Regions from separate parts of the Mus musculus genome. Here region 1 is linked to region 2. A link is a loop called in an ENCODE intact Hi-C map of the cell type or tissue named here. Cell type or tissue: gastrocnemius. All regions are shown on one strand. Each heading gives the region's core, and the rest is flanking DNA. Links, peaks and the distances in the headings are about the cores only. Region 1 overlaps Ttll11 (tubulin tyrosine ligase-like family, member 11). Region 2 overlaps Ttll11 (tubulin tyrosine ligase-like family, member 11).

What was found. A loop is a pair of places that touch in the nucleus more often than their neighbours do. Peaks named below come from ENCODE experiments on the same cell type or tissue, not always from the same donor. Only the 100,000 strongest peaks of a DNase experiment are listed, where the experiment ranks them.
Region 1: a loop joins it to region 2, with 6 times the contacts of the local background. A loop is called at or near these places in 2 of 42 quality-filtered maps.

What each region holds. Positions count from the first base shown.
Region 1 is chr2:35,851,414-35,860,593 of GRCm38, reverse strand. All of the region lies in intron 6 of Ttll11 (tubulin tyrosine ligase-like family, member 11), which reads left to right. Among named protein-coding and RNA genes, the nearest start is that of Gm10829, 15 kb to the right of the region's middle. In gastrocnemius, for the core only: a CTCF peak has its summit at 5,537; no DNase peak of the experiment used is centred there; H3K27ac peaks cover 1,008 bases.
Region 2 is chr2:35,785,603-35,794,782 of GRCm38, reverse strand. The region is part of intron 8 of Ttll11 (tubulin tyrosine ligase-like family, member 11); the gene reads left to right. Among named protein-coding and RNA genes, the nearest start is that of 9030204H09Rik, 29 kb to the left of the region's middle. In gastrocnemius, for the core only: no CTCF peak of the experiment used is centred there; a DNase peak (open chromatin) is centred at 4,596; H3K27ac peaks cover 598 bases.

The DNA.
Region 1 (9,180 bases), core at 839-8,838, 66 kb before region 2:
CTCAGGAAATGTCACCATTATCACCGTGGTCATCATCACCGCTTTCACAGCTGTCAGCTCATCCGTCAGCAGCACACACTGCTAAAGGTGAGGTCTTGTGGGGAAAGCGGAGCAGTAGAGAGGAAAGGGAGAGAGCAGCCCTTCCTCCACCTCTCTTAGAAGCCAACACAGAGGCATTTGTGGGTACCCAGCTCTCACATTTGTGACAATGTGTCGACTTGAAGGTTTCCTAAAATTAACTGCAATTTCAGAAGTGAGGTGCAAGCGCCAGTTATGCCTGGCAACCCTGAGGTCCCTACTTGAGAGCTCTCACACACACTAAGACAATGACAGGCACTGCACCGTTAAAATGTTTTAATGGAGAAAAATGGATGTGAACAGCAGCATCTTAAATGCATTAGTTTTCGACATTGTGAAATTAATTGGCTCCCAAATATAGCCCTCTCCTGTAGTAAGTGGAGCTCCGGAGAGCCTCCAGTTTTCTCACTGCCTGTAGCCAACATCTCTGGGTTCCATGGTGAATAAAGGCCTCTTTGTTTAATTAGAGTTGAATAGTGTTTGAATAAGTTGGTAATCCAATTAAAATTATATTTGCAGTTTATGCAAAATTTAAAAAAAAAGTGACTTGTTCAGCAAATGTCTTATAAAGCTTGCTCTGTATGTAGCCTGCAGTGAGCTGGAGGCGGGGTCTCAGTGTGGCCTAGGAAACAGGCTGGGCTCTCAGAGAGCCCTGGCCTCCAGCATGACACCAGCACACAGCATGGGGAGAGATGGTTCAAGGTGCTCTCAGGGCTCAGAGGAAAGTGTTTGCTGTGCCTCAAGAAGGGGACACTTCAGTGCGCTCTGAGGAGAAGAGGAAGATGCCACTCTAAAAGGGATAGAGAAGATCTGAAGTGCTGACGTTGGGGGCAGGGGTGATAGGCACCTTGGCAGTCCCCATGTCTGATCAGGTGCAGACTAATAGAGGCAACAGGAGACAAAGATTCCAGGAACTAAAAGAGAGATGAAGCAAAAAAGAGGGCTGGGACTACGGCTTAGAGGTAGAGCCTTTGCCTTGCATGTCCCAGGGCCTGGGTTCAATCCTCAGGGAGAGGTGAGGGAGGGGTGGAGAAAAATAGGTCAGAAACACATCACTCAGATGGGGAGATGGGGCATTAAATAAGAGGGCTAGGGAAGAGTGAGGGGCTCTATTAGTACACAATTATATATAATAATAAAAAGGTCTATGATTATCAATCACAAACTCAACAAACAACTTTTGTCCATAGCTGTGCTTTCTGAGACTGAGTAGCCATCTGAGCCAGTCCCCAGACAAGCTCCATGCTAGGACCCTCGAGGAAGGGAACTGCCAAGAAGGGGCTGGCCCTTCCGCACAGATCACCATTCCATGGAGTATAAAAGTCTCTCTTGCCTTCAGTGCCCCCCAAGGCACCCCCTAGCCCCCAGCTATCTTACCTGCTTTGCCTCTCCCTCCAGCTGATGCTCCTGCTTCCTCTCCTTGCTGGCAGCCAGGCTAGGCCTCAACTGATGAGATGCCTTTCAGGGCCTCGGTTGCACCTGCTGACCTGCAGTCCTCAGGCTGGGCTCGGCTCAGGGAGCACCAGAGATTTCCTCCATGCACTTTTTGTCTGTTTTCTGCTTTTACAAAATGGAGCATCTATGTTATTAATCATGAAACATTTTAACTCTCCAGACAATACAATGGATAACTATGTAATCTCCATATCTAATCTCCATATCTCCAATGCCTTATCTATTTCAGATTTCTGTTTTTTCAATTTTGAAAAGTTAATTATATGCATACTTTGATAGTTTGCATGCATATAATTTTTATTATAACTATCATTCAAAAGTCACCATGTTCCATAAAGAATCATAACTCTCTCTTCTTTTTGCCAACGACACATACATTCATAGACAGTACACGTGATTATTTTATACACCGGTTTTTAAAATCTAAATGACACAACACTGCGCTGTTTTAACCAGCCTTTCCCCCCAGCACTGTGTTTTGATGTTTACTGCATGTGACATATTTAGACCTCTGCCGGGTGTCCATTGTTCATGCTGCTGGCTACACAGTATTTCATCTGATAAACCAGTTTCTCTGTTCCTCATTAGCTTGCTCTTAGCAAAGAGGGGTCAAGCGGCTCCCCTCCCCTTCATTGTGACAAGCAGAGCCACTCTAAGTGACCTTCTGTGTGTCCCTGGTACCCATGTGTAAGAGGTTCTCTTTACTGGGGCTACAGTAGAAATAGGCTCGGTACTGATGAATGCTGCTTATTTATTATGTTATTTTATGTTGTGTTATTATGCTACTTAAAATGTTATTTTCTCACACCAAGACTTTAGGGACCTGGTTATCTGCTCCATTCCTTGAACCTAAAACAATACCTCAGATATCTGTTCAAAGAATGGACACACTCACATGACACCTCAGGGTGACTGTACTAACTCACACTCCCACCAGTTTGTGTAAACACCCCCATTTCTGACATTCTTGCCAATACCTGGCTATGGTATAGGTTAATGTTTGCCTGTCTGACAGCATCATTGTCACCTCATTTACATTCCTGGGATTACAAATGAGCCTGGCTGTCTTCAAGTAGAGTTTTCGACCACTTAGATTTCCCCCTCTGAGTTACCCTGTCTGCCTTCTCTGTAGTTTCTGTTTTCTTACAGTTTTGTAGACATGTTCTCTTCATCCTGACTAAAAAGCACCTGATGGTGTCTTGGGCCATGTACAGCTGAGGCTGGACTTTATAGTTTGCCTATTGACAAGTACAGGTTCTCAATTTATTTATGCATTTTAACTCCTTTTTGGTTTGCTTTTTACAATAATTTTTTGAAATAAATATTCTAGCTTTTTAAAATAAATTAAAATTTTTTTTTATTTTATGTGCTCTGGTGTGAGGGTGTCAGATCCTCTGGAACTGTAGTTACAGACAGTTGTGAGCTGTCATGGTAGGTGCTGGGAATTGAACCCAGGTTCTCTGGAAGAGCAGCCAGTGATCTTAACTGTTGAACCATCTCTCCAGTCCCTTTTTAGTTTTGATACAGGCAGTTCAAACTGACCTTGAATTCAATTTGTAATCCAGGTGGTCCCAAATATACAATCCTCCTGCCTCTACTTCCAAGTTCTGGGGTCACAGCTGTACACAACCGCTCCCAGCTTTCTAATTTTGTAGCCTTACCACATGTTTGCTAAGATTGACAGTTTTACCTTTCCTTTCTTTTTTATATTTATTTATTATTTTTTGTTTTTACGAGACAGGGTTTCTCTATGTAGCCCTGGCTGTCCTGGAAATCACTCTGTAGACCAGACTGGCCTCAAACTCAGAGATCCATCTGCCTCTGCCTTCTAAGTGCTGCTAAAAGCATGTGCCACCACCATGCCTGGCTCTCCCTTCTTCTTTTAAAAATACTACTTTATTCTCATGTTCACTATGTTCATAATTTGGGATCTTCTAGTATTTGCTGTTCCTAACTGTGCCAGTGTGACGTCAGCCGTGGGTTCTGGCAGGAATCTGTTGTCAGGTTATCATTTTTGCAATACTAGGATAAACATTCACAAGTATAGATTTTTTTTCATACTCTACTGGATCTGTTTCTAGATAGCACATCTTTGGTTCTCAAATGTACCCATTCCCTTAGGGTTTGGTTTATTCTCTTGAAAACTCTGTGTTTTAAAAATATTCTTAGGTTAGAATTTTATGTTTCACTTTGTCATTTTCTCAGGGAGAGGCATCTCTCTTCATGGTTTGTACTGTACTCTTCAGCTGCCATTGGTTTGCACAGCCAAGGAGTCACCAAGCATTTCAATGCCACTGTTAGATGCCAATACAGTGGAGTAGAGACAGAAGAGGTTTAGGAGTCTGAAAAGTCATTGTTTGACAAACACTTGTCACACAATTAGTGCTAATGTCTTGAAAGCCCTTGAAGACAGTGCTATGGGGATTGGTGGGAACACAGGGCTTACAACTCTGGCTCTATCGGTTACTGACCACGTCACTATGAGGGAGTTTAAGGCCCCAGTTTATCCCTTAAAGCAGCACATTGATTGTGTGCTTCACACAGCGTATCAGACTATATGTGGTATAAAATGCTTAGCTCAGTACCCAGCATAGAGTGGGCATCAATCAAATGCAACTGTCATTATTAGCATCCATCTTTCCATTTGTTCCCATAATTGCTTCATGAGATAGATTATTGTTAGCATTTGACAGATGTTTCATGAGCATGTGGGAACATTTAGTAAAATATTGTAAAAATGTTGCTTTTTATTAATATATGTAAAGGGGCTTTGATCGATGTCAGACACCATGCAGATGGAAGGGAATGCCGCTCCTCAGGATGGCTTAGGCCCACATTCTTGTCAGCATTTGGAAGTCTCACTGCATGAATTTAAATCATGCATCACAAGAATCAGAGAAACAGCCTCCATGTCTGATAAAGAGAGACCAGAGAATGGATCAAAAAGATCTTTTAGCAAGAATAGCTAGGCATTACTATATTGAAACACCAAGGCTGTCTACGTGTGTGTGGTGTGTGTGTGTGTGTGTGTGTGTGTGTGTGTGTGTATGTGCACTGTGAGTACATGTGGAGGTCAGAGGTCAAACTCAACTGGTGTTATCCAGGCAACACCCATCTCCTCTTTACAGGCAGTGTCCCCGGCTTTCTGGAACTCACCAGGTCGGCTGACTAACCAGAGAGCCTCAGAGACCAGCCTATCTCCCCTGCTCAGCACGAGGGTCACAAGTGTGTGCCATACCCAGCTCTTGTTTGGTTTTGTTTGTTTTATGAAACAAGGTCTCCATGTAATCCTGGCTGTCCTAAAATTTGATAAGTAAACCAAGGAGGCCTCGAACGCACAAAGACCTGCCTCCAGCTCCTACGTGCTGAAATTAAATGTGTGCAATGCTGTGCCCAGCTGACTCTTTTCAAATGTGCTTGCTGGGGATTGAGCTCAGGTCTCTTTGACTCATCAGGTCTCCATGCTTGTAAGTCAAGCACTCTGCTATCTGAATTATTTCCCCATCCCCAAACAGTAAAATCTTAAGTATGACTGTGTTTGACATGTAAGATTATAGGTTATTTTTCTTGAAACTTCTCTGCCTATTCCAAGTTTCTCCTGTGTCCTGAACTGGAGAGGAACGGGGAGTCAGCCACAGGAACGAGAGTTGAGCATCGAGCCCCAGTAAACTATCTAGCAAAGCCCCAACTTCCAGCCATGTGCTGGGGCTGGGGTCTTCAAAACTCAGGTCCTGACTCCTCTCGCCTCAAAATCCAACTTGGTACACATAGCCTTAGGGTGCTCCTCTGTCTGTCTCTGATGACTGAGTTAGATTCTTTCTTTTAGCTTGCTGGAAGGACCTGACCTCTCTCTAGGCAGGGAGACCTAATGGCATTGGCTACTCCATCCTTTCTGTATAGTGTTAGTTTACCTTGGAGCCGTTCTCAGGGTAGTCAAAGCCAGTCAAGGAAGTCTCCACCCAAAGCTGCTTTTCTCAGAAGTGACCTATAGAGGTCGCATAGAGGCGTCAACAGCTCCTCCCTCCTGAGCCAGGCATGGTGGTCTCCTCTGAGCTTCTCTCAGCTCTTCAGGCTCCTAAGCCAGAGCCTGCACCCTCTCCATGAACTCCCAGTGAGCGCTCTTTTCCGACCTTGGGATCTATTGGTTTGTCATTCTCTCCTTCACCACCCTTGCTTGCCTACCATCTTCTCCAGCTTGGATAGCGCAGAGCAACTCATAACCTGCCTTCTTACCTGCTCCTGCTTTCTTCTATTCTATTTTCCTGGCAGCAGCCAGTGCCCTTTCTCATTTTCATGCACACACCTGTGAGAGTGTGCGTGTGTGCATGTACATGTATGTGTGTGCACATGTGTATGTGTGTGTGTGTATACATGCACCTGTGTGTGTATGCATGTGTCTGTGTACAGGTATACATGTGTGTGTTTACATATGGAAGCACAACATACATTTTGGAATCATCCCTGATTGTTTTTCCATCTTACGCATTGAGTTAGTGTCTTTAAATCAAATGCAGAGCTCACCGATATGGCTAACCTTGTTAGCCAGTTTGCTCTGAGGATCCCCTGTCTCTGACTTCTGAGGCTACCTGTGGGCTCCTGGCATTGACTTGGGTTCTGGGAATCCAAACTCCAATCCTCATATATTCATGGCAAATACTTTAACCACTGAGCCACCTCCCAACCCTGGGATGATCTTTTTCCAAATTCCATTCTAAATGGGATAACTGATGGCTTTTCATTTCCCCGTAGAATGAAGGATCAGACCGGGTCAAGTACCAGACAAGCTGTTGCATTGTCTAGCTTATATCATGGTTCTGAGTTTGCAGTTCCCCAGGCTTGCCCAAGGCCTTGTCAGGGTGTCTGTGAGGTGAAAGCTGTTGTCCTCAGCACAACACTAAGAGACTAGTTCATGGTACTGATGCTGGCCCAGCCACTGTGAACAGTGTGATGAGTAAAACCTCTGGCTAAGTGTCAGTTAAGATAGTGACAGCAGGATCAGAGGATGGCTCAGCTGGGAACAGACCTGGCCACCAAGCCTAATGATGTGAGTTCAGTCCCTGTGGTGGAAGGAGAACACTCGTAAAGTTGTCCTCTGACCTCTTCACACACGGCACTTGTGTGCATACACACACACACACACACACACACACACACACACAAATGCAATGTTAGTCTTTAAAGATAGTGACCACGGACTGTACATAGTCTTTGTGGTTTTTATGGTCATATGCCCTCTCACTATGAGACTGGGATGTTTCTTAATGGGCTAAAAGGCACCCTCTTTCACAAATTAAAACAAAGAGAGTGTCAGATTCACTCACAATAGTTCTTGGTGGAACACTTTTTTAAAAAAAAATCAAAATAGGGAGTACTGTGTGCTTGTCCAGAGGTCCTGAGTTCAATTCCCACCACCAACATGGTGGCTCACAACATCTGTAATGGGATGCCCTCTTCTGGCATGCAGTATACATGCACATACACATACATACATACATACATACATACATACATACATGCATACATCTTTAAAAATTGTTTTCAAAATAAAAATTTAAATCTCAGCCCTTGTTATACAGTTTCTGTTGGTGGCATTGGAAATATTGTATATGAAGAATGGTCGAGTGACAATGGCTAAGTTGCTTCCGTTGCTGTCCATGGAAACACAGAAAGCCCTTGTGTTTCTGTGAATTGTTAATGGCCACAACAGGAAGGGCTCTCCTGAGAAGAAAACTGGCAGGCAATCTATTGTCTCAAAACAAAGCAAGCTTCCCACTTGAAGGAAATCAGATTTGGAATCTTTAGAAAGCTTGTACCTGCCACTGTGTGCTCATCAACTTTCCAGTACTTACAGAGCTTTTCTATTGAAGTCAGAGGTCACATAGAGGACAGTGATGTCGTGACAGTGTGTGCTGGAAACACATGAGGAAGATCCCCACAAACCAGTGTCTTCCAAACAGCCAAACCATGACATTGCCACACTCCGTGGGGGTAGAGGTTGGTCCAAGGCAAGAGGTGGAGCCTCGCCTCGCAGAGCATTCAGTTTGTCAACACCACACAGGTTCTGCCTTGCCTGACACTTAACAAGGCAGCCCTCGAGGAGACGTGGTGCATACCAGGTTTTCATCATATAGCCCTTTCCAAACATTACAGCACACTGAATGTAGAAATGGGATGGAGGCTCTAACCATCCCCCACCCCACCCCCTCTCTGGTGTGTGTAAGGTGCGTGCACTTGTGTGCATGTGTGTGGAGGTCAGAGATCAATTTAGGTACTGCTCCTCATGCCCCAGCCAGCTTGTCTTTTGAGACAGGATCTCTTGCTGGCCCGGGCCTTGCCTTAGGCTAGATAGGCTAAGCACTAAGCTACAGGGGTCCACCTACCCCAGCCTCCCCAGTGCTGGGATGGGAAACTGATCCATTACTACTGTAGGCTACTTTAAAGTGGGTTCTGGAGATTGGATTCAAGTTCTCATGGTTGCAGGACAAACGTTTTACCAACTGTGTTTACTCCAGCTTCTCCAAACATCTTTTTATAAAGTCATTAGATTTACAGATGTTAAAAAAAACAGTGCATTTTTTGCACTTTCTTACAAAAATGGGATTTTCATGAACATGTTTGTTTTCATTACTGTCTTACTGACGTATTGTTAGTAAAGTATTATTGGAAGAATTCGTATGTTTTTAAGTGTCCTGTCTTACTTAATGTTATGGAAACTGATGGGCTGTGGGAGTGTGAGGGACTTCCAAGTACACAGTCCTTGAGAGTCACTGGTCTAAGCTCTGTACATAAAGGATTAACATTCCAGCCTCCCCCACATCACTCTTAATCTTCCCAAATGTCCCCTAATCCCTTCTTTCTGTCCCACAATCAGTTTCCTCAGTCGGACTGCCCTGTGCTTCAAGGCTTCTTCCCATGCAATTTCTCGGGCCACAAATGGACACCCTAACCCCAGCCCTCCCCTCGGCACCTGGGCTGTCTCTCTCCAGTGCAGCTTAAGAAGGCGTCTCCTTGCCAGCATCTACCCGCGTGCTTTCATTCCCCCCGCCCCGTAGGCTCCATGTTAATGTGTTTCCTAATGATCTCTACCTTCAGATTGAAATTCTCATTATGTCCCTCCTTTATCATCTCCCTTCTGCACCTATCTTACAAGTGCCTCCTCTGCCGCCCGTTGTATCGTATTAATCACCACCTGTCTGAGAGAAGAGAGACGAAAAGCTAACCGACATTTTCGGTGTGAGAGCAGTCAGTTCTCAGTCTGTCCCCCCACCCCCCCCCCACCCCCCACCCCCGCATAAAAGGGTCTCATATAAGTCTTTACAGGTGCTAGGATAATTTAGTCATTGTTGTTGGAGGTTTTTTTTCCCTCCCAAGACCAGGAAGAAAACCATCTGGTGCTGTCATTAATGAGGCCAATTTCCCTGTCTCTTGTAGCTGGAAGCCCCTGAAGTGTGTGCTTGTTCTGCACGCTAGCCACTCCTTTCACTTTCTTGTTCTCTGAGCTCCAGCCCTTATGTAGACTCTGCCCCCGCCCAAGCTCGGGGTCAGTGGGAATCATCTGTATCCTCTGATTTTCCTTTGCAAAGAAAAAAAAAATGTGGGTTGTCTAGATGTTGCATCCTGCTGTGGTGCAGTAAAGGCATGATAGGA
Region 2 (9,180 bases), core at 689-8,688:
AGAGGGAGACACTCAAAATCAACCTCTAGGCTCCATATACACATCCATAGGTGTTTGTACCCATCCCTGCACACCCAGACACACCAAAATAAAATGTGCACTTCCAAATTAGTCATTTTTATTGTTGTTGTTATGACACAATACCTGAAGTTGGATACCTTTATAAAGAAAGGGGGACTGGAGAGATGGCTCAGTGGTTAAGAGCATTGACTACTCTTCCAGAGGTCCTGAGTTCAAATCCCAGCAACCACATGGTGGCTCACAACCATCTGTAATGGGGTCCTATGCCCTTTTCTAGTGTGTCTGAAGAGAGCAACAGTGTACTCACATACAATAAATAAATTAATTAATAAAAAAAAACAAAGGGGGTTATACAACTTATAGTAGTTTTAGTTCGCAGCTTAAACTCAGTCACATAGCCCCATTAGTTTGATCTTCAGTGAGGGTCTAAGGCGGATAGCATCACAGGGAGGCACGTGCAGGAGAAAGAGCATGTCCCAAGTGATGGATGCCAGAAAACAGGTAAGAGTCAGGCTCAACCTGATAACAGCTCAGCTTCCCACAAGAACCTGCCCAGTGACCTAAAGAGCCTCTACAGGCTCAGCCTCCTAAAGATGCTACCTCCTCAGCAGCATGAAGTTCACGCTTCCAACACATGGGTCCTCGGGAGATGCCCTAGCTAATTTTATCAACCTGACACAACCCAAAGTCCCCTGAGAGGAAAGCCTAAATCAGATTGGCCTTAGGCAAGTCTGTGGAGGGCTATCTTGAGTATAGTCTGGCACTGTACAGGACACCATCCCCAGGCAGGAGGCCCTAGGCTGTAGTAAAAGCTAGCTGAGTCAGAACCTGTGAGCAAGCCAGTAAGAGAGCCAGCAAGCAGCCTTCCTCCAAGTTTTCTGCATCAAGTTCCTCCTCGAGTCCTTGCCCTGACTTCCCCCAGTGATGGAAGTGACCTGGAAGTGTAAGAGGAAATCTTACCTGAGCTGCATTTGGTCAGAAGATTTTATTGAAAACTAGAACAGGCAACATCCTCAAACCCCATTGTAACACAGCAGTTACCCTGCACCAGGTCCTTAAACACCTCGTAGTAATTGCTCTTGGGCTCTGACAAGCCCTGCGCTTCTTATTCTTAGCACGTGTTTTCCCAGTAGGAACAACCTGGCTATGTCTGAGTTCACAAAGGCATCTCACTCCACAGTGAGTTTCTGGAGTAAAAACTTCAACAATTAATCTGATAAATTATATAGTACATTTTTTCTAGTTTTACAATAACATGCTTATAATGCATGCTGTGCAAAACTTGCATGAATTTCAAAGGTAAGACATAAAATAAAAGGGTTTTTGCTATAACCTACAAAGTAAGCATTCGCCTCTGAGTATCTGTCTTTCACGGTTCATTCAATTTGCCTCCACCCTTTGGAACACTGTGGGCAACACAGGAGAGCTCACTAGCCATAAAAACCCAGGGCAAGCTCATTATTATCCCTGGACCTGCGGTCTTTATCCTATAGACCTGGAGGGAGTCTATCCTATAGTGAGTGCATGTGTGCATGCGCCTCTCTCTCTCTCTCTCTCTCTCTCTCTCTCTCTCTCTCTGTGTGTGTGTGTGTGTGTGTGTGTGTGTGTGTGTGTGTATGTGTTGTGTATAGGATTAATCAGGACCACAGAGAAACATCCAGTATATGGCAAATGATTGATGAATGTTAGTTTCTTTCTACAGTGATTAAAGAATCTTTTAAAATGTATATATTCTTCTCTCTCTCTCTCTCTCTCTCTCTCTCTCACACACACACACACACACACACACACACACACACACACACACACACACACGGCCAGGATCTGCACAGGCTCTGGTTCAAACCTGACAGCCATACCAAACCGCTGACCCTAGATCGCTTCAACAAACATGATCTGACTCCAACAGGGATCTGCTCATTTACAGTTCTCTGTGGCATGGCCACCTCAAAAGGAAAAGTCTCTGACAGGCCTCAGCGCTGCTGTCACCTCTTGTCCGTGGTTTTAACATCCTTACCCTGCATCTCAAAGCCACACTCCTCACAGTTTGCTTCACTAAGGCAAATAATTAGACACAATGAGTTGGAAGCCATGTTTTGCCCAAGGTTTCTGGAGACTGCTACCAGTCGTCTAGTGTTCTTAGTAAGATGGCAAACCCAGATTTTGGCAGCATATTGTTCCCAAGTTAACAAACCTGAAGTCTAGGCTGCAGGGTGCTTGAAAGGGGGCATTGCAAAGTGGGAGTATGGCGGAAAGGGTGGCATAGGCTTTGCAACCAACTATATATATTCATTGGCCGTGTGGCTTTGAAAAGTCCCCCATTAGTCTCTAAGTCCCAGTTCCTTCATGTGAACAACATTCCTGCCTTTCATGGCATTATGAACCTGGGGTATAATGTGTCATGATACCTGACCCAAGGCCTAGATCTAGGAAACTGTTTGCCAAATGAGCCTTAGCCTCTTGTGGGGCTTGCCTTGGATACGCAGTGGAGGATGCTGCCTTCAAGTGACTTAGAACATAAAAGCCAGCAGTGGGGCTCTAGGGCTGGTGAGTGATCACAAGATCACAAGGGTCCCACCTCATTTCTGCTCACCCCATGCTAAGCCTGTTCTGATGGCTTCAGGGTTACCTATGGTCTACAAGATGGCTGCTCAAAATCTAACCGCTGAGGTTGAGTCCTAGACTGGAAGAAGGAAGAGGCAGTAGCAGCGCAGGTCTCTACTAGGTGAATTAGAGTCCTAAAAAGATACCCTGAGCCGGACGTGGTGGCGCACACCTTTAATCCCAGCACTTGGGAGGCAGAGGCAGGCGGATTTCTGAGTTCGAGGCCAGCCTGGTCTACAAAATGAGTTCCAGGACAGCCAGGGCTACACAGAGAAACCCTGTCTCAAAAACAAAACAAAACAAAACAAAACAAAACAAAACAAAACAAAAAAACCAACAAAAAAAAAGATACCCTGGATGCTATTTGCAACGATTTCTGCCTCCATCTTGCTGGCTACTTCTACTTACTTGGGAACCAGGAAATCTACTTTATATTATATTTATTCATTAGTTCAGTGTGTGTGTGTGTGTGTGTGTGTGTGAGTGTGAGTTTAGGTGCACATACACCATAGCATGCCTGTGAGGTCAGAGGACAGCTCTCAGGAGTCAGTTCTTTCCTTCTACCATGTGGATCCTAGAGATTGAACTTAGGTTGTCTGGCTTGATGGCAAGCATTTTTATCCTTTGAGCCTTCTTGTTGACCCCTAGAGGTTGTGTGTGTGTGTGTGTGTGTGTGTGTGTGTGTGTGTGTGTTTCTTTTAAAATGTATAAATACCGCTGTCTCATCACAGTGAAAAAGAGAAGGCAAATAGCTAGGCATTCTCTACCTCTTGGTGATTCTTATTTGAGCTGTGGAGCATAGAGGACCCTAATCTGAGGGCTTGTGGAAGCACATAAGGATAGAAGCGAGGTGGGCAAGCTGCTGTGCTTTAGTTGCATGACCTGGACTCCCCAGAGCAAAGGCAAGAACGCCCTAGGCCTGCCCAGCTCCTGCACCGTGGCACAGACGTCTCCACTGAAAACCTAAGGGACTGAAGCCCTAGTCCAGCTTTCACGTGGTGGACTGTCAGAACACATGAGGACACAGATCCTAGGACATCTGCCCCACACCCATTTCTGCCCAAGAAGCTGCCTAGGATGTTCAAGGGCAAGTTGAAGAAGCCCTTCCTTTCCCTGGGACTCCCCCAACAGAGCTGAGAGTTAGAAGTAAGAACAGCCAAGTTTTATCCACCTGCTGGAATCCATGGTGGCCTCATGGAGGAGGCAACGTCTGCCCTACTACTGGCTGTCATTGGGTGAGCAGTAAACAAGCACACCACCAAGGCAGCAAGGAGAGCCAGTAGAAGGATTTCGCATAGCTCGAGCTGTGTGTGATTCAGGCTGCGCTGGACCTGAGGCTCTGTGAACTGGGTGAGGTTCTGGGAGGCTCCCTGGCCCCTCCTGGGAAAATTTCACTCAATCGGAAGACAAGAAGGAGATTTGGAGACACAGGGCGGCTCCAGTCACAGCTGCTTCTGGTGCAGACGGGCTTTGATGGCAAGTGGCTGGAGATGCTGTCTCAGGGAACGGTCACTAGCACGCTTAAAATCACCAGAGCTTTGGGCCTCTCCAAGAGAAGCTATGCACATTTATTTTTATGTAAAATCTCAATATTGAAAGAATGGATTTAACCACATATGGATTCCATCAAAGCAGGACTGACCACAGAGGACTCCAGTAAGGGACACTTGGTTTGAGAGCCCAGGACACACCCTTAAGAAGAACTCCACATTTCACACAATCCTGAAGAGAAAACAGAATTAAGAATGTTTCTAATAAAAACCCTCAGGTCAGAATGGACTAATGGCAATATATGCTCACAAAGCTACCTGACATGACAGATTTTGTGATTCTCTCCATCACAAAGCGGCATTTGCATGAGAAACCAATTTTTCCAAGGTTAGGAACTGTTAGGTTCTGCAGCCGCCACTTCCCATCTGTGGCCAGCCCGGCCTTCAGTGAGCTGCAGCAGAATGTGGCAGGAAAAGAGCATCTTCAGGTGGCCAAGAAGCAGCTCGAGCAGATGGACCCAGACAACGAGGCTACCCAGCAAACGCCTGCCCTAATCAAGGATGCTGGAGGAAGTGGAGAAACACCACACTAGGTAACAGACGCCTCCTTTAAAGGCGTCCCAAGAAACCCCAACGGCAACTTAATAGCAAAATATGATAATTCTCTGCTTTCCAATTTATCTGGGTATGTTCAGTCTTGCGGATTAAATTTCACCACCTGCTAACGACTGTTCTCCATCTCTCTCCTTTCCACTTTGGTTTAAATGTTACCTCGTTATGAATTAATAATATTTATGCCATATGCCGAATTGAACCAAGTGCCCTTCACAGGAGCGCCTCGAAGCAGACATATTCCTAACACAGTGCGTGCTTCTATCACGGCTCCCACACAGACGCCCGAAGTTGAACTCACCTTCCGTATCTGCTACCCACTCTCTCTCTGTCTCTCCACATTCCTTGAAGAGAAGGAGAAGGGAAGAAAATAATAAATGGTCGCCTAGATTTATTTTTGGTGTCCTTCTCTCAGAACTTGCCGCATAGATCAGCAGTTTTCAGAGAGAATTATGCTAATGCCCACACGGCATCTTCCACTGTTCTCTTCCTCCAAGAATGAGAAATAACGAACTGTCATTCTCTTGTCTAGACGCTCTAACCAGCCTTACTGGAGTGCCATTTTCTCAGGAGCTGTGTGATAGTTGCACATATCATCGCCGTGAATTGAGCTCTTTTTATTAATTTTTTTTATTTTTGGAAAATTTATTTTATAACAATTGCAAAGGTGTGGAGGCTTCTATTTCTCCAGGAAATGTCTAATTGATGTGTCAGCTTATCAGCCTTCTTTGAGAGAAATGTGTCTGTATTAGTCTCCCACCAACATGGCTATCTGGGGGCGGGAGACATCAGATGTAATTCACGAGGACACCTTTCCCATAGCACCCTGCATTTTCCACTGGATGCAGCTGGGGGTTCAACAGTTGGCCCCAGCCAGGCTCACTCCTGGCAAATGGCAGCCCCTGCACTGTGAGAGCACGCTTTGAAACCCCGCTCCACCACTCTTGTTGCTTCTGATCCCATGTCTTCTTTTGAACTAAAGGACAAGTTCTTCCCTTTCTCTTTCCCCACTTCCCCTTTATTGTATGGAGATATTAATGTGCTTCATAATGGAGAGCGGCAGGGGATTTCTCTCTAAGAGGCATGGTCTGTTAGAATGTTCTAGAATAGAAATATAAGAAGACAGCTTTCCCCTCTCTCATTAACTCCTTGGTGACTTTGAAACTGTCCCTCTGTGACTATCCTTCCCAGAAGCCTTCTGCACTTCCTCTCTGTAGCCTTGAAAGCCATGAATAGTTTAAAGCACAGACACAGAGTCCCCGACTCCCAAATGCTTAGATAGTTGTAATAAATAAATATGGCTGTTTGAATACCTTTTACCTTATAGAAACCTCTCTGGGGGTGGGGGAGCTGCTCTTTTTCCCTCCACAGAGAAGGATGAGCATAAAAGAAATTCTATAAATAGAATTTTGTGGAGTGGAAAAAGTTGGTCCCTAAATTTCCCATGAGACATCAGTAGTTAGGGGGAAATGGGATGATCATTTCAAATCCTGCTCTATTCGGGCTCCTAATGAGCTTGAATGATTTGTGATTCTCTCCCATCATGTGTACTCAGATTCCTTCTATTGTGGAAAAAAAAAGAAAAGGGAAAAAAAAAAGAAAAAGAAACACACAGTGATCAGTTCTTTCAGCGGATTCCCCATCACTGGGGAAGGCTTTCATTGCCTTCAGCTTCTCCACCAGTGCCGGGCATGGAGCACCACCGCCAGGGCATTGTCTGGTGGGTAGCCAAACAAAGCCCAAGAATATGCGGCAAAGCCAAGGTCACAAACCTTCATCCTTTTCCTAGAAAATTTCTAGCTTCTCACGTGCCCTTGTTCTCAGAGTTCTCTCCACCAAAGAACTTACCCTTTCACCCATTCACTGGACAAACTTTTTCCGAGGCTTAAGGGGATTTTGCGCTCCATGGTGGGAACAGCCTCGCTGTCACACTCCAAGTCCCACATGTAACCCCCTGAGAGCATGCTGCCCTGTTACTGGGCCCTGAATACTGCTGCCCACCACGGCAGAAGGTAAGTTCTGCGTTTAGTGGCTAGGCAATCGTAAGCCCTCATTCTAGAGACTCTATTTGAGCTCACGGAGAATGTCTGGTAACCAGAGGACCAAGCTGGGAGACCCTGCCTGCGAGAGGTCTGCTTACCTCACAGAAAGAAGCCTTCCGTCCCAAAACTCCCCGGCGGGCGTCTAGGCCTGTGGTTAGTAAACTGAGACTTAGTATCTTGGTCCTAGGCTCCTCCCTGGACCCTTTTCTGGGTCATAGCTCCTCTACCTGCTCCTCTGTCTCCAAGGGGACATGGGGTACAGACTGTGCCCTGTGATCTGGGGCACGTGCTGAGTCTCTGTGCCTCATCCTCCCCACACCCACTGAAATGAGACCGGGGTCCCTCCCTCACATACACTTACAAGGATTCTGAGACCCTGGGGTAAGAAAGGACCTTGCAGTTGAATAGTGCCCGAGAAATACCCACAGAATCCAAGTTCTCTTAGAGCATTTCCCATCTGCTGCAGCTAGTATGGACTGTCCCTTCTCTGCTCTGACTGAAGACATCGTAATCAACCGTATGTGGCAGCATTGCCTAGGATGGGTTACCTTGGAAAGGAGATTAATGGAGAATTCTTCCTGGTAAATTACAGCTTCTGCTAAAAGTTTGACACTTCTATTTTCTTCCTGTCAGGGAAAAAACAAATAACTATATACCAGTGGTCAGTTCCGTTTCCGTTTTCGTCCTTTGGTAACCCATGGAGCAAGCCAGGCAGCACCCCAGCCTTCCTGAGGACACAGGTGTAGCCACTCGGAGACGGCACGGGCTTAATGAAGCTTTGGGAATTAGCAGCATACATTGACAGTGTGACGCAAGAGAGCAGAGCACTGTCCCCAGCAGAACCCAATAGAGATAGCCATCTTGGTGACAGGTGAAACGAAAAGCCTGGCGTCCGCTGACATGCTGTCTCTGAGGCTCAATAACTGTGTGCTGATGTGCTTTGAAGCCATGGCACTTGTGATTGAAATACGGAGAAGGGTGTGAATTGATGGTCTGCCAACTGCAGATGGGTGGGAAGAAGGTAGGGCAGGGAGGGGCAAGCAAGTGTGCAGGGCAGGAAAGCAATGGCCTCATCCGGACACCATGCTGGGTATCTTCACAGCCACCATGGTTAAGGAGAGGACCTGGATTTGGAGAGGGGCCTCTGGGTGCCAATCATGCTTGCCAATCAAAACTTCACCCATCCGGCACCTATGGGAACTTTCACACAGGGAACAATGACAAATGGCACATCAGAGAAGCACTTTATCATCAGCTGGGGTCATGGATGACATACACCAGAACTGTCCAAAGAGTATTAGATACAGTCTCGACACCCCGGCAACTGGCTCATTGTCCAGTCTTCAGGATTCCTAGGTAGACCCTGCCTCCCAGAACAGTCCTATCCAGGAGGGGGCTTCGGGGAGGCAGACAGGCCAATGGATCCCTAGGCGCTTTTCTTTTTGACCTAGGTTTCATTACCTCAAAGGGGTGATGAAAGCTTGGTCTTGTGGCCTGAGAGCAAGTGGAAAGTGAGATGCAATGAGGACTCAGGAGCCCCATGGGACTCTCCGTACCAGGCATCACACACATCTTCAGTAGCCGGGGGGACAGGTATCGGCTTCATTCTAGAGACCAGGAAACAAAAGTGTGCAAGTGTGCAGAGGTTTAAGAAAAGGACCCACAGCCAAGCATCTAGCTGCTGTAAATCCAGCCACTTTTCCAGACCAACTAAGTCAGTGGAGGGGAGGGCTCCAAAGGCCACCTTTGTGGCTTAGACGGGGAGGATCACTGCTGACACCAGACTCCCCCCGCACCTAATCAAAAGGAGCATCAGAAGTATCCACCCTCCTCATGGCTTCAGATAGTCAGGAGCAAGCATGGAGCATGGCGTGGAAGGGCCTCTCCAGTGAGGTGAGCCCAGCCTGTGTTTTCCGTTCTGCAAGTCTGGGCCTGTGTGTGGCTGATTCAGGACTTACATAAAACTATCAGGTGACAGGGTAAGAGAGTGAAGTAAAGAGACATCAAGGCCCCTGTGTTCATGTCTGGCCTCAAGGATTCATCTGGTGAGATCCAGGAAGAAAAGCTTCCGCACCAGTGATGGCTTCGTCTGCTCCAGTGATGAGCTGACAATACCAGATCATGTGAACGTGACTCAGACAACTGCCTTGCACTGGCAGGAGAGGGCAGAGCTCACACCCTGGTTATAATCCGTAAGAAGATGAAGACACATGCATAGGAGTATTTCTTGGCTATGTGGTTCCTGAGGCTAGATGGGGTGTGGCTTCACTGACAGAATAGTTTCCTAGCATGGATGAGGCCCGGGCTTCCATTCCCAGCATCACTTTAAAAAAACAGGTGTTCAAACTACAGCATCTCACCTGGGCAGCACAGCAGAGCTGGCTCTGGTTACGGGAGTGAGGGTGAGCTGG